Linked DNA regions of Homo sapiens: region 2 is linked to region 1. Evidence: chromatin loops called from intact Hi-C (ENCODE). Cell type or tissue: GM12878. All regions are shown on one strand.

Region 1 (2,500 bases):
CCCACACTACAGATTTTGGACTTGCCAGCCTTCATAATTGCAAGAGCCAATTCCTTATAACAAATCTCTTTCTCTGTATATACACATCCTATTGGTTCTGTTTCTCTGGAGAACTTTAACTTACAGAGAAAGAAATAAAAATCTGGCTGAGATATTACAGAACCTAACACTGAACTGCAAGTCTTCTTAGTTAACAACAAAGAGAGGAAATCTCAGGAGATGTAAAGGAGATGTATCTCCTCCATCTGTAACTGCAAAAGGAGGGTGGCATTCTGCATCATAAAATTGGTTCAAAGACTCTCATCTGGTAAGGTTTGATTAAGAATACACAAGAAGGCCGGGCGCGGTGGCTCACGCCTGTAATCCCAGCACTTTGGGAGGCCGAGACAGGCGGATCACAAGGTCAGGAGATCGAGACCATCCTGGCTAACATGGTGAAACCTGTCTCTACTAAAAATACAAAAAATTAGCCGGGCATGGTGGCAGGTGCCTGTAGTCCCAGCTACTCGAGAGGCTGAGACAGGAGAATGGCGTGAACCCAGGAGGCGGAGCTTGCAGTGAGCTGAGATCGTGCCACTGCACTCCAGCCTGAGTGACAGAGGCAAGACTCCATCTCAAAAAAAAAAAAAAAAAAAAAAAAACAGTCACAAGAAAATCACTCTTTCTCTGGTCCAACATGGAGATTTGTGTGGATATGCAAAACTAGGACACATTAATCTGTCTAAACTTGGAGACCTCTGGATTTCAGACATTAAGGCTGTGCCTGGGAAACTAATTTTTAATCACAAAAGTTTGTAGTTCTGATTCCTACTTGCTAAATTGTTCCCCTTGCTAATAGGCCTTAACAAATTTATCTGTATTTCTAAACGGTATGAAGACTTCCAGGATTTTTTTTATCCCACCAGGAAATGGTCATTGGGACTTTCCATTCCTTAAACATGCATCAGGATAGAATAGAGGATCACTAAAATTTCCCATTCTCCAGACATGCACCATTTATCCATTGAATTCTTTTAAAAAAGAAAAAGCCTTCTGGTTTAAAATCGTTGATTAATGACAACTGTTTTTCTCCTCTTTCACTAGAATATCTCCTAAAATGACAGTAAAGGAATTAAAGTTACAATGATGAAGAGAAAGGAATTAGATGAGAAATTTTAACCTAAGTATGAAAGAGAAAAAGTGGTCTGAGGGGTACTCATTGCTATTGAAGGTGGAGGATGCTTCCTGAGGTCAGAAAAGGATCCAGCGTGTCCTGCAGCCTCCCAGAGATGCAGTGGTGGTTGAGAAGGAGATGCAGAGATGAAAATCGAGAGATTGTTCCAAAGGCAAAATTAAAAACAGTTTGCTCTACGACACAGAACACCCACAATCAGGCAGAAGACTGGAGGTTTCCTCTTAAGAAAAATATAAATGACTCAGAGAAAAGGCCTTTACCTTCAGGGATTTGGTATTTGCTCAGTGAAGCCCACAAGTTTGCAAGCCCATCTCATTAAATGGAGTTTCAAGTTTACTTTTCAGCATCTTGCTGGTAAGCATGAACAGACTACAACAGACCACAGCATTTGTGGAAACCTACAACATTAAGGAGTAAAACCAAGATAAGCAAAAGGCAAAAAATTACCCTAGCGGAAATACAGATGTTTCAGGGAACAAAAAAGAATTTCTAAACAACAAATATTATCACACAGAAAGAGAATATATTGTACCAAAAATTCCATGCAGAAAAGAAACAACCAGAAAATAAAACGACCTTGGAAATTCAAAATGATTGTGAAATTTTTAAAAAGTGAATGAAAATTTTTATAAGATAAAGGAGGGAGAATTTCCCAGAACATATGGGGAAAAGCCCTAAAGGGAAAAATAAGTGAATTTGAAACCCTAAATGTCTAAAGCAATGATGCAAACCTATAAACCTAGAGGTAAGAGGAAACTACTAAAAAAAGTGTATACCCATTCAGTTCTTGAGAATGGGTCCAAAAAAATTAAAATGGAAAAATGTATACCTTATTCAATGATTCACGTATGAGGGCAGAATCAATACTTAGATAGACAAGGACTCAAAGAATATTTTGCTCATGCACCTTCTGTGTTGGTCACACATTTTTCAATGTTCTTTTCTTCTGGGCCAAGGTAAGATTGTACCTCCCTTGGAGCAATGGGTATCACTCTGGCAGAAGAGCTCAGAGGCAGCACCTGGTTAGGCATGCTCTCTGTTCCTCTACCACAGTGACTGTCATTTCAGATGGGGTGGCTGCTCCTCAGCCAGAGACAGAGTCCAGGATGAGGGTCCTCTGTGCAGAGGGCTGGTGACCCGTTGAGATTTGGGAATTGTTTGTTCCTATAGATCACCCTACTCCATTTTTACTGACACTGTGTAGGACGAATTATTTGATGATGTACTACATTAACAGAATCAAGAAATCAGTATCAGTAAAGCCTTATTGTAGAGGAACTGGAAGCATCATTAAAACCAGTTACAATACTGATGTCTCAAATGTAT
Region 2 (2,500 bases), 53 kb before region 1:
ACTTAAAACAAATTTACAAGAAAAAAACAACCCCATCAAAAAGTGGGCAAAGGATATGAACAGACACTTCTTAAAAGAAGACACTTATCTGGCCAACAAACATGAATAAAAGCTCATCATCACTGGTCATTAGAGAAATGCAAATCAAAACCACAATGAGATACCATCTCACGCCAGTTAGAATGGCAATCATTAAAAAGTCAGGAAACAACAGATGCTGAAGAGGATGTGGAGAAATAGGTAAGCTTTAACACTGTTGGTTGCAGTGTAAATTAGTTCAACCGTTATGGAAGACAGTGTGGCGATTCCTCAAGGATCTAGAACCAGAAATACCATTTGACCCAGCAGTCCCATTACTGGATATATACCCAAAGGATTATAAATCAGTCTACTATAAAGACACACACACGTGTGTTTATTGCAGCAGTGTTCACAATAGCAAAGACTAGGAACCAGCCCAAATGTCCATCAATGATAGACTGGATAAAGAAAATGTGGCACATATACACCATGAAATACTATGCAGCCATGAAAAAGAATGAGTTCCTGTCCTTTACAGGGACATGGATGAAGCTGGAAACCATCATTCTGGGCAAACTAACACAGGAACAGAAAACCAAACATCACATGCTCTCACTCATAAGTGGAAGTCGAACAATAAGGACACATGGACACAGGGACAGAACATCACACACCGGGGCCTGTCGGGATTTGGGGGTTAGGGGAAGGATAGCATTAGGAGAAATACCTAATGTAGATGATGGGTTGTAGAACCTGCACATTCTACACGTGTATCTCAGAACTTAAAGAATAAAAAAAGAAAGAAAGAAAGAAAGAAAGAAAGAAAGAAAGAAAGAAAGAAAGAAAGAAAGAAAGAAAGAAAGATAGTTGGCCTAATTCATGCTCTTGCTTTCCAGATGAGAAAACTGAGACAAAGAAAGTCAAATGATCAGCCTAAGCCCACACAAAGAAAAAGAAAGTCTTAGGACACAGATCTCTAACCACAACTCTTTTTCACCCTTAGTGTGCAACCTGTGGCTTTCTGAGTAGTCAGAGGAAGGTCAGTTAAATCACTTATGGGTTATACCCTTTATACGGCAATGAACTATCTCCAGCCTTGAAATTTATCATTTCAGTGAAAGTAGCACTTTAGTGGCCCCTGGGCCCCTGGGATCTGGTTGTAGATCCATCACCAACTTACTTCCTTCTTTCCTTGACACATTTTGGAAAATGACTAAATAGGATACATTTCTCACTAGTTAGTACAGCTTCATAAAACAATTAAGGAAATGGGTTTATTACTGAAAGTACAGTGTACCGCACAGGAAATTAGATGTTTAGTTATTGAAAGTTCATTCCTGTTTTCTTTTTTACCTCTTGATCGGACTCTTTTCTGTGCAGCTCTGTCACTCTGAGTGAAGCGGGTTCCAGGTTTGCCTCTCTTTCTCCCTGAGAAAGTAGAATAATATAATCACAGTCATTTATGAGCAGCTGTATTACACATATTACAGCTTTTCAAAAATTCCATTTAAATGTAACTTTCCAAAAGCCTGTTTAATGTATAAATAAAAAGATTTAAACCCTAGCCTTTAAGGTATGAAGAATTAGATAGCTAATGTTAGGTTCACTTTATATTTCATTTTCCTATTCTTATGTTAGGAAAAAAACTAATTGAAATCAGTATTTCACGTATATCTCAAGCAAAAGTATAAATGCTTCATTCCATATTTTGAAGGTTCATTTCATATTTCATTCCAAACATATATATTTGAAATATATATGACATATAATACACATTAAACACTTACATATCCATTAATTTATTTAATCTTTGCAAGATCAAAATGATGATTACCGTCATTACAGAAACTAAAATATTCAGAGAAAATTGAGACAAAACTACAAAATTAAGTGAAGGCGTTTCAGTTTCTCTCAGCAGAGACACAAATAAATGACAGTTCTGTGACTTAAGGGAAACCCTATTAGGTGTCCCATAGGTGAGATGTATGCTGCACATGTCACATTGGGGGAAGATATTTGTACCCTCGTGCTGAAAGTAATAGTAAATGTGACCAGGGCTTTGTCCACATGGCTTTGGACAAAATAAATATTAGGATCTAAGAAACTAATCAGAAGAAGGTTAACCATGAGGAATGGGTAGAATTGAGATTTCCGCAGCCTTCATTCCAAATAGTAATTAAGGATTGACATGGCAGACACTGCAGCCGATGATATTCTCCCAAGTGCATGTTAATTGGCTGTGAATGGGCATCTCAATGTTTACTATTGTCCAAATGTGTTTTATTTTCCAAGGCAGGAAAGCAAAATGTTCCTTCCTTCTTGTGCTGGATGTCCACCATCCAATGACCACCATCTGGGGGTGCTGATCAGGGTCATGTAGGCCCATGAGGAAATATTTTCCAGCCTATGCATTCCTAAGTACTATAAGTTCTAAGCATATCATGAGCATATTAGGCCACCAAAGTAAAAAGGACCAATC

The links. Hi-C counts contacts between places; a loop is a spot of excess contacts. Peaks named below come from ENCODE experiments on the same cell type or tissue, not always from the same donor. Only the 100,000 strongest peaks of a DNase experiment are listed, where the experiment ranks them.
Region 2: it touches region 1 in a loop (5-fold over the local background); 4 of 110 quality-filtered maps call a loop at or near these places.

The regions. Positions count from the first base shown.
Region 1 is chr2:230,234,010-230,236,509 of GRCh38, reverse strand. The region is part of intron 1 of SP140 (SP140 nuclear body protein); the gene reads right to left. Among named protein-coding and RNA genes, the nearest start is that of SP140, 9.5 kb to the right of the region's middle. In GM12878, no CTCF peak of the experiment used is centred here; a DNase peak (open chromatin) is centred at 1,489.
Region 2 is chr2:230,286,841-230,289,340 of GRCh38, reverse strand. It overlaps SP140 (SP140 nuclear body protein), which reads right to left. Exons shown (of 27, transcript NM_007237.5): 18 at 1,375-1,449. Among named protein-coding and RNA genes, the nearest start is that of SP140L, 39 kb to the left of the region's middle. RefSeq lists a silencer at 933-1,082. In GM12878, no CTCF peak of the experiment used is centred here; a DNase peak (open chromatin) is centred at 1,000.